2 separate regions of the Homo sapiens genome follow, and region 2 is linked to region 1. A link is an interaction called in ENCODE POLR2A ChIA-PET data of the cell type or tissue named here. Cell type or tissue: MCF 10A. All regions are shown on one strand. Links, peaks and the distances in the headings refer to the core of each region. The heading gives the core; the rest is flanking DNA. Region 1 overlaps EIF4A2 (eukaryotic translation initiation factor 4A2). Region 2 has its middle 8.2 kb from the start of KNG1.

The links. Peaks named below come from ENCODE experiments on the same cell type or tissue, not always from the same donor. Only the 100,000 strongest peaks of a DNase experiment are listed, where the experiment ranks them.
Region 2: POLR2A ChIA-PET joins it to region 1 with 6 read pairs; 7 of 35 experiments call an interaction of 5 or more read pairs at or near these places.

The regions. Positions count from the first base shown.
Region 1 is chr3:186,788,368-186,793,753 of GRCh38, reverse strand. EIF4A2 (eukaryotic translation initiation factor 4A2) reads right to left here. Exons shown (of 11, transcript NM_001967.4): 11 at 3,857-4,629. The coding sequence ends at 4,485. RFC4 (replication factor C subunit 4) reads left to right here. Exons shown (of 11, transcript NM_002916.5): 6 at 807-950; 7 at 1,144-1,264; 8 at 1,904-2,029; 9 at 3,348-3,428; 10 at 3,499-3,612; 11 at 3,690-3,854. The coding sequence ends at 3,785. Among named protein-coding and RNA genes, the nearest start is that of SNORA4, 3.4 kb to the right of the region's middle. In MCF 10A, for the core only: no CTCF peak of the experiment used is centred there; DNase peaks (open chromatin) are centred at 2,383 and 3,113.
Region 2 is chr3:186,706,462-186,711,847 of GRCh38, reverse strand. It overlaps the pseudogene HRGP2. Among named protein-coding and RNA genes, the nearest start is that of KNG1, 8.2 kb to the left of the region's middle. In MCF 10A, for the core only: no CTCF peak of the experiment used is centred there; no DNase peak of the experiment used is centred there.

The DNA.
Region 1 (5,386 bases), core at 132-5,131:
AAGACTCTATCTCAAAAAAAAAAAAAAGGCAAAGGATCTGCATAGACATTTCGTGCATGTGTAATAAGCACATTAAAAGATGCTCATCAACATCATTATCCATTTGGGAAATGAAAATCAAAGCCACATTGAAATACCACGTAACTCCCACTAGGATGGCTATGATAAAAAATACAGAAAATAACTAGCATTGACAAGGATGTGGAGAAATGGTAAACCGCATACATTGCTGGTTGGAATGTAAAATGGTACAGCCTCTTGGAAGACATGTCTGCTCAAAAACATGTACACAAATGTTCACAGCAGCATTATTCTTAATAGCCAAAACATGGAAACAGCCCAAATGTCCAACCGATTAATGGATGAATAAATGTGGTGTATCTATTTGCCATAGTATTTGACAATACAAAGGAATGACGCAAACACATGCTACAATATGGATGAACCTTTAAAATATGTTAAGTGGAAGAAGTCAGCCACAAAAGACTGCATATTATATGTTCCATTCATATCATGTCCAGAATAGGCAAATCTATAGAGATGAAAGTAGACTAATGATTGCCTAGAGCTGGGAATGACTGGGGGAAGAAGAGTGACTCCTAATAGGTACAAAGTTTCTTTTAGGAGTGATAAAAATGTTCTAAAATTAGATTGTGGTAATGGTTGCACAACTTTGTGAACATACAGAAAAACACTGAATTGTACATTTTAAATGGGTGAATTGTATGGTACGTGTATCTTTCAACAAAGCTGTTAAAACCAATATACATATTAATGTTCAACTCTTATGTGTTTCTCTGAATCAGTGGGAAGCCGTGTCCGCCTTTTAAGATTGTGATTCTGGATGAAGCAGATTCTATGACCTCAGCTGCTCAGGCAGCTTTAAGACGTACCATGGAGAAGGAGTCGAAAACCACCCGATTCTGTCTTATCTGTAACTATGTCAGTCGGTATGTATATTGCCCTGAAGACAGATGCTAGGCAGCCTTATTTTCATAACCCAATTAGGGAAAGGAAATTTAGGATTTTCAAGGCTACATTAATTTTTCCTCCATCAAATCTTGATTTGTTCTTGATAAAAATGAGTTCTTTTGGGGAAATTCTTTCTTTAGACACCAACTTGGTTTTTCTCATCTTCCACAGAATAATTGAACCCCTGACCTCTAGATGTTCAAAATTCCGCTTCAAGCCTCTGTCAGATAAAATTCAACAGCAGCGATTACTAGACATTGCCAAGAAGGAAAATGTCAAAATTAGTGATGAGGTAATTACTAATTATTACAATTATTAGAGTTACTAATTCCTTTGATGAATGCATATAAAGAGGCCCTGAAAGATTTAAATGTGTGTTGCCTCAATCCTGATGCCAGTTCTTCAGACAAACTTAAGCTAAAGGGGCAACAATTGAAATGTGTAGGAATTACAAGGTTTAGCTTTTCTATTACTTTTTGAGTTAATTATCTTTTAATATATCAGAGACCCGAAACTGAGGTGGATTTCATACATATAATGCAAATTCTGCAACATAAATCTCTGCATGATGACAAGATTTTAGTCTTCTAGCTAATACTTCAGTACTTCCCTAAAATTGATAGAAACATAAGGCCCTTATTCATTATAACAGAATTTAACCATAATTTGAATTTGCTTTACGTGAGCAAGAAAATGGGATAAATATGGAACATTTTTTCATCTCTGCAAATTTATTTCAGAAGCAAGAGATCTCTATCCTTCCATTGTACCCGGCCCCTAGACTGATCATATTTTCTCCCAAAACAGAAATGTTTTTTCTCATTAACTCTAGACTAAAACAGGGTTTTTCACTTTTATTAAACATTTTAAAATTAAAGTTATAAATCCTTAATTGGCCATCATAGGTTAAAAACAACTCTTTTCTCTTCAGGGAATAGCTTATCTTGTTAAAGTGTCAGAAGGAGACTTAAGAAAAGCCATTACATTTCTTCAAAGCGCTACTCGATTAACAGGTGGAAAGGAGATCACAGAGAAAGTGATTACAGACATTGCCGGGGTAAGAGTACTGGATATTCTGAATTTCTTTTTAGTTGGCTTTTTTGTGGCTTTTAGGAAATTTTCATCCAACAAATACTGGGTGTTTAGCAAGTGCCAAGTACTGCACTAGGAAGTATAAGGGAATAACCTGGGAGTATCAGAGTGTTTGAGGTGAGGAGATAGCACTGACTTTTCAGTTTGTCAGGCATGTAACAGACATTTCAGGAAAGAAAAGGACACTTTCAGTTGTTAGTTTTTTTGTTTTTTTTTTTTTGAGACAGAGTCTTGCTGTGTCGCCCAGGCTGGAGTGCAGTGACGCAATACCGACTCACTGCAACCTCCACCTCCCGCCTCACCCTCCCAATTAGCTGGGATTACAGGCACCTGCCACCATGCCCAGCTAATTTGTATATTTTTAGTAGAGACGGGGTTTCACGATGTTGGTTGACCAGGCTGGTATGGAACTCCTGACCTCAGGTGATCCGCCCCCCGCTTAGCCTTCCAAAGTGCTGGGATTATAGGTGGGAGCCACCGCACCCAGCCTTCAGTTTTTAGATTTTATAAGAGATGCCTTTGGCAGTTAAATCAATTTTAGCAGATGTTCTTATACATGAAAACTATTTTGCCAGTTGTATATAAACAAAAGGCATATCCAACTTACAGTAATCATTTATTAAAGAGAATGGAGTACCCCACTTGTCTTTGGATACTCCCATGTAAAAACTCACTTCAGAATCACTACTACTTAACAACTTTTGTTTCTGTGACATTTTTCACCTGCACGGTAGGCCTTCCATATGACAAGACTGGTACCACTAATCCTCTTTGTTTCTATGACGTTTTTCACCTTCACGGTAGGCCTTCCATATGACAAGACTGGTACCACTAATCCTCTTTAATTTTCTGGATATTGTGGACTTTTTAAACCAATCTCATTAGTGGCATCTTTACATGGAGACATTGAGAGAAAGGGCACTTCCCCTTTAAAGAAATCAGTCTTTTTGATTGATCTTGGCCACTGTTCTGAGGAATCGTTATAGCCGCTAGGGGAAAACTTAATCTTCATCCACTGACCAGAACAAGCTATAATCCATGTGTGCCCAAACTTGGAAGTTCACAAAGCCATTAAAGGGCTTTAAAAGCACAGTTGTTAGCACCTTGGTTGCTTAGTGGTGACTGGAGTTACTCTGGCCCTTTCCGTTCTCCCAAAGCCTTCCCAGGAAAGTATGGAACTTAGGTGTGGAACAGAAATGACTGGGGGCACGGGGGCCAGTTGGCAGAGTGTATGTCTAGTCTCACCTAGAAACATCTTTAATACCGAACATTCAATTACCTAGGTAATACCAGCTGAGAAAATTGATGGAGTATTTGCTGCCTGTCAGAGTGGCTCTTTTGACAAACTAGAAGCTGTGGTCAAGGTAAAGTCAGCTTACTAACTTTGGGGAAAGGAATATTAAGTCATCATACCAAAAGTTTTTTTTATTATAGGATTTAATAGATGAGGGTCATGCAGCAACTCAGCTCGTCAATCAACTCCATGATGTGGTTGTAGAAAATAACTTATCTGATAAACAGAAGTCTATTATCACAGAAAAACTTGCCGTAAGTAGGTACTTTGCACATGTCAATGGAACATTTAACTACCTGAAGGATGCTAATTTCTTAAATTTTTCTCGTAGGAAGTTGACAAATGCCTAGCAGATGGTGCTGATGAACATTTGCAACTCATCAGCCTTTGTGCAACTGTGATGCAGCAGTTATCTCAGAATTGTTAACGTGAATATATCTGGATGGGGGGTTTTGTAAATAATGAAGTTGTAATAAAAATAAAATGACCAAAAGCACCTTTAAAGTGAATATACAATTTATTTAACATTCAAACTTCATTAAGACATGTGCAATATGGCAATTTTACTGGGGATTAAACCCTACCTAGGATTGCTTGCTGGGGCTTAGCAACAGGGTCCAGTTCACACTTAGCACTAATTAAATACTTTATTGAATAAATACAATACCAAACAAAATGCATTCAAATGCTTTCTAAAAAAATTTTAAAGGCCTTTCTACTCAGGCTAATGACAAACACAATAAAGGCAGATATGCTAGTTTAACATAATTGGCTGATTTTATACAGCACTTATATCTTTTAGTCCACAAGTATATTATTAAATGATAGAGAACATCTAATACAACCATTTCTACAGAACTAGGAAATAAATTTCTAAGAAAGAAAGATTTTACAGACCCCATCTTTTATACCCACCCCAACAGTCTAACTCTAAAGAGGATAAAGCCAATGACTTTCCTCACAAGAGCTCACGACTAACGTCGCTTTGCTATCAAAATCTGTATTTCTGATCCGTTATGAGCATTGAGACAAGATTCAAATATTCCCAAAGAAAGAAGCACAATGCACGTTGTGATCGCCTATTCAGCAACAGCGAGCACTGCATCCAAAACTCTCATCCCAGGAATTAAATAAGGTCAGCCACATTCATGGGCATCTCCTCCACTGTAGTATTGTAGAAAGTCTCAATGTCACGAAGAATCCTCTTGTCTTCTTCAGTAACAAAGTTTATAGCCACACCTTTCCTCCCAAATCGACCCCCTCTGCCAATTCTGTGTAAGAAAAAGAATCAGAACGTTACTTCTCACATAATGTATAAACTACTGAACATGACGATCCACTTGTTAACCACCAGCTGCTGTTTACTTATCAAGGTTATAGTTCGTGCTTCTAACTGGAGCACTAGCTGCTAATGCATATCTAGAGAAAAAAATCTTCCTTTGCAGTTAGTGCCAAAAGGATTCAAGGCTTGTCTGGCTGCAAAATGAGATTTTTATCAGGCATCTTGAGCATTATTATAAAGCAGATGACAGTATCGTGTTTGGGGTAGTGAAATTAAAGCCCATACCAAAGTGGGCCAGCCAAGAGCAGGTGTCAGCCTGGGACAGATGTGAACACCAGGAATAAAAGAGCAGTTATGTAATCCATTTCGACGCACTTCTGGAACTGTAAACTGTAAACAAATGCTGCAAAGGTTAACTATTTTCTAAAACTTACTTTTTTCCAGTGGGAAAACAAATATTTGGTATGGTAACCCAAACTTATCACTGCTTTTTTGCTCAGTTTCACACGTTGTAACTCAAATTACTCTAAACGTGTTTAACTGCCAAACAGCTACCTGCATGTTAGAAACCAGACAATACAAACCACCTAATAAGAAAGGTTCCCTAATAGAAATACTAATACAAAAAAATGCCTTAGCTGGAGCAACTTAAAAATCAAATAATCATGACAAAAGAAAAACAAATATAAATACCGACTCGCTCTTTATTCAAACAGTGTGCTGTTTCGCTTATGATTCCACGTCCT
Region 2 (5,386 bases), core at 108-5,107, 82 kb after region 1:
AAGAATCCCTGCCTGACTGAAATAGCTTCAGGTTCATAGTCATGGGAGAAGGTAGATTGTAATGGGGAATTGTGTGGAAAACATGAAGAGTGGAAGAGATTTTGTGAAGTTCTGAGACAGAGAGGAAGGAAAAGTAGAGATGCAGTAGCTGAACACTGGGAGGATGGGGAAATGCATGAGGGAGCACTGTCCAGGGGGAAGTGGACAGGAGTGGTCGAGGCTGACCAGAATGTGTGTTTCCAGTGAAGGCTCACAAACAGGCCAGGCGCGGTGGTTCACACCTGTAATCCCAGCACTTTGGGAGGCAGAGACAGGCGAATCACTTGGGGTCAGGAGTATGAGACTAGCCTTGCCAACATGGCGAAACCTCATGTCTACTAAAAATACAATAATTAGCTGGGCATGGTGGCAGGTGCCTGTAATCACAGCTACTTGGGAAGCTGAGGCAGGAGAATCTCTTGAACCCAGGAAGGGGGAGGTTGCAGTGAGCCGAGATCGTACCACTGCACTCCAGGCTGGGCGACGAGCTGGAAACTCCATCTCAAAACAATAACAACAAAAGAAACAGGCCCGGGCAGCGTCTGCCGGCAGTGTCATCAAGAAGACAGCATGTGGCTGTGGCAGAGGCCTATCAAGGTTCTAATTCCAGTCCCACATTTTCTGACTGTAAGATCCTAAGTAAGTAATTCGACCTTTTTGGTTCTCCTCTTTCTTCCCTAAGAAATGGTGATGGTACAGCCCATTTTCCTTGCCTATGTCCCTTTCCTCCTTGGAGTACAGGTAGACTTCATTTCCCCATCTCCCTTGCATTAGGTGTGGCCATATGACTGAGTTCTAGCCAGTGAAATGTGAGCATGAATCATGCATGCGCCTTCCAGACCCGGCCCACAGAAACCACCTTCATGATCCTCCACTCTCTCCCCATGTGGGCTGGATGCAGAGGATCCAAGAGACAATTCTGAGGCCAAGGGGAAGGCAGAGCCACAGACAAAAGGGGCCTGGCATCCCGAATCACCATGCAGATGGCCACCTGCTGATAACCCGTATTGACCTGTAACATGACAGAGAAATCACATTCTCCATCATTAGGCCACTGAGTTTGTTTGTTCCAGCAACTGACCTATTTTGATACAATGATATTTTCTGTATAAGGGACTTGTTGGTAAAGATGAAATTACAAAACAGAAAAATCTTCAGAGTCATAATAAATGTTTACTGCACCAGGTCATTAAATAAACGTTTCTTGAACCCCTCGTGTTTGGGAGGCGCTTTAGTGAACAAACCAGACAACGTCTGTGCTATTATGTGGATGAAGAAAAAGAGGGAACCGGTAAGCATTTCTCTCCTGTAGGACGTAGAGAGTGGTGGTGCCACTGACAGCAAGGGTGATGGTGGGAAGTGGGAGAACTTTTCCAGAGAAGAGTGAGGCGACTGGGCTTTAGACATTTGAGGAGGCAGTCACATTCCCTCTGTGAACATCACCTGTGAAAGTCTACAGAGTATTTGCAAAGATTCATAGCCTTTTTAGCCATGATGACATAAAAAGTCTAGAAAGGCAAGGACACATGGTGTATCGTCTAAAGCCTCTAGTAGAATGTGTGATCTCAGGGTGGGAATGGTTTCTTTCTTTCTTTTTTTTTTTGAGATGGAGTCTCGCTCTGTCGCCCAGGCTGGAGTGCAGTGGCGCGATCTCGGCTCACTGAAGTTCTGCCTCCCGGGTTCACATCATTCTGCTGCCTCAGCCTCCCGAGTAGCTGGGACTACAGGCGCCCGCTACCACACCTGGCTAATTTTTTTTGTTTTTAGTACAGACGGGGTTTCACTGTGTTAGCCAGGATGGTCTCGATCTCCTGACCTCGTGATCCGCCCGCCTCAGCCTCCCAATGTGCTGGGATTACGGGCGTGAGCCACCGCGCCCGGCCCGGGAATGGTTTCTTATCCCATTATTCCCCTGCAGTATCAGGTGTGCATGTGAAGAATGCATTTAATTGAAATGAATTGAGAGCTTCAACTCCTCTGTATTCAAGGTAGTATTGTAATTAATTCAAGCAATGTTCATGAAAGTACTTTGTAAATTATTGAACCCTATTCCAGTGCTTCTGCAGGAGGATACATTCCGAGTTATTAACCTCTGTATCTTTTGTCCTCCCTGGTTCTCATCTTTCTCTTCTCCCCATTCAAGCAGCTGACCTGGTGTCCATGCCTCCAGGAGGAATGTGATTCTTCAGGGCCACATGCAGCTACATCTGCCAGCGTGGCCACACTGGTTGTTTATGGATGGTGGCTGTTCTGATTCGTTGTTTTATCTGGACTGATTGGTCAGTGCTTGTTTCATATTGGTTATGCAATACTTTGAGTATCACCATTGTAGTTGGAAGGTGTAGAGAATCTGAATTCTTTTTTCTTGTTTCAAATGATTGAGCTCTGATTTGAGAAGGAAAAGGAAAGACGATTTCAGCATGGAAAAATAGTCTTCTGGCCCTAAAAATAAATAAAGTGAACTTGCCTGAAACTAGAAAGAGAGCCCTTAGCTGAGGAAGAAGATATAAGAAGAGCAGCGGGGCCTGGGGTCTTTGAAGCAGAGGACACCTCTGCCCTGCTTTCTGGGCCTGTAGCCAGAAAGGCAGCAAGAAGCCAGGGAGAGAATAGTCACATGCCTTATCTTAGCAGTCATGTCCATTGCTAGTTACAGACACTCCTGCATCCACACTTTGCTACAGAAGTAGCAGATAAACCAGACTCAGAGTGATGTGAACAGGGTGGTGACTATCCCTTAGCAGGGGCGACTGTTGGGCTAATGATCAAGGATCAGACCTCCTTCTGGTGGTCACTACCGAGACAGCTTGGCACTGTGTGAGATTCTAGAACTGTGGCCCAACCTTGTGTGGAAAATAGCAGGGTAGGGCAAGGGTACCCCAAGAAGGACTGGGGCTAAATTTCCCACTAGGCCAGTAGGATTGCAACATGAAATTGAAATAAATTTGTTCAGAACATAAAGTGATATTTCTTGTGAACATGAATTTACGATCATGATTTATGCCAGCAAACTTCTTTGCAATTTATAGCCAGAGGTTTGTTTGCTTCATGATTGAATTTAGAACTTATTTTTCCAAGAGGAAATTTATGTAACTAGAAATAATCACTAGGAGAGAATTTGCATCACTTTTGTAATAATAATAATCATCATCTTCATCACTATCATCGTCCATCCTTTAAGTACCATACCTTCTTGGTATGCCCAGATGTAGCCCAAGCAGTAATAGAGACTGTAGAATTAGAGTCATGAGGGTGATTTTGGGTCCTGTTTGTGCCAGAAGGGGTGTGATGACCTGTTGACCAAGAAGGGGGCAATTGTGAAGGAGCTCTTTTGTTGAAGTGGAGGTCTGTCCGAGTGATCTTTTTCATCTGGGCGAGGTGGGAATCCAAGTTCTTGTGGCTTGTGGGGATAATGGTGATCTCGGGACCCGTGGGGTTTAAATGGAAGCTTAGCAGTAGGAGAATGCTCATGTCCACCAGAGTGAAAAGGTTAGCCCAAATGTGAAAAAAGGATAGCCCAAATGGGGTTTACACCATTGATGATTCTATATTCCTGGTTATGGAACACAGAAAAGTGAATATCATCATGTAACACGCAATGAGAACTTAGACATTTAACTGGGTTTAGACCAATGGCGCCCAGATCTTGGGTTCCACAAATGAATTTGAAAAGTAGAATTTAAAAAACGGTTCTGAAATTGTCATCTAACCCAGTTGATATTTAAAATATAAACAACTGTCATCTTCCATCATCATTTCACAAAAGGGTCAGAAATACAACTTCAGAGTAAAAGATAGTCCTACAGATGGATAAATGTTAGATATAAAAAACATTGTTATCAGCTGGATATGGTGGCTCATGCCTGTAATCCCAGCACTTTGGGAGGCCCAGGTGGGCAGATCACTTGAGCTCAGGAGTTCGAGACCAGCCTGGGCAACACGACGAAACCCCATCTCTATGGAAAAAAAAAGAAACATTATTATCCTTATTTTTCTCATTTTAACAGACAGTGGTGAAACTATATTATGGCCTGGAACCCATGTGTGGGACCAACACTGGGGAACTAGTGCCTTATCATTGATTTTTTTTTTTTTTTTTGAGAGGGAGTCTTGCTCTGTCACCTAGGCTGGAGTCAGTGGTGCGATCTCGGCTCACTGCAAGCTCCGCCTCCTGGGTTCACACCATTCTCCTCTCAGCCTCCGGAGTAGCTGGGACTTCAGGCGTCCACCACCATGCCCAGCTAATTTTTTGTATTTTTAGTAGAGATGGGGTTTCACCGTGTTAGCCAGGATGGTCTGGATCTCCTGACCTCGTGATCCTCCCGCCTCGGCCTCCCAAAGTGCTAGGATTACAGGCGTGAGCCACTGCGCCCGGCCTTATAATTGATATTCTTGATAGAGGTCTGAGGCTTGACGGTATGGACATCCCTTACTCCCCAAGGCTGAACACTTAACCTCTTCCCCCTCTTCCTTGTTTAGAGTTTAATTTTTAAAAATATCTACAGAGTCATGTTCATGGTGACAACCCTGCCCTTTGTTTCTCTTTCTTTCTTTTTTTAATTTGGGATGTGGATGTTTGGAGTATTTTCAGTTTTGTTTCTGATATAAAAAATTCCATGAAGCAAATCTTTGTACTCATGTAAAAAATAGAACTAAGATTTCTGGGACAGATGTAAAATATAGTTTTGCATCTTATTTATATACATTTATATAATAAATTTGAGGCTAATTTATTCTCCTTAGATTCTGTGCCTAATAATAAAAGCTAGGAATGACTAAGTCTCAGCGCTGGAGTCCTGACTGCAAGGAGCATTTTCAAATTCATTCAAGGTTGATTGAATTGGACATGATTTTACTTTTCTTCCAAATCTTGTTTCTCCCCAATTCTTGGAAAAGTATTTGTACTTTTCATGTGATAATAGCAATTGCACTCCTTTCCCCAGTATGGGGCATGCTCTGTATCTCTTGTCTTTCTCTTTCTCTCTCTTTCACACACAATCTCTCTTACAAAGCCATAAGAACCAATTACACTATGTGTGTGCAAATTCACTTAGTCTGGCACTGCTCATGACAAAGTTGCTTAGACAACCCACCTGAGGGTTGAAGACTTTGCAGATTACGACAAGATCTTTTGGGCTTTTCAAGTCCAAGGCTCCTGCATCGTAGGACAAATATACTCTGCAGACTCCATAAACTTTCAAAGGAGAGATAAACCTGTTAGTGTGTGTGTGTGTATGTGTGGTGTATATGTGCGCACATGGGGAAGTGAAGATGCCCAGCCAGAGGTGTGAACTTCCAGACATTCAGGAAAGGAAGAAGAGCTTTAGAAAAAATAAGAGTAATATGATCA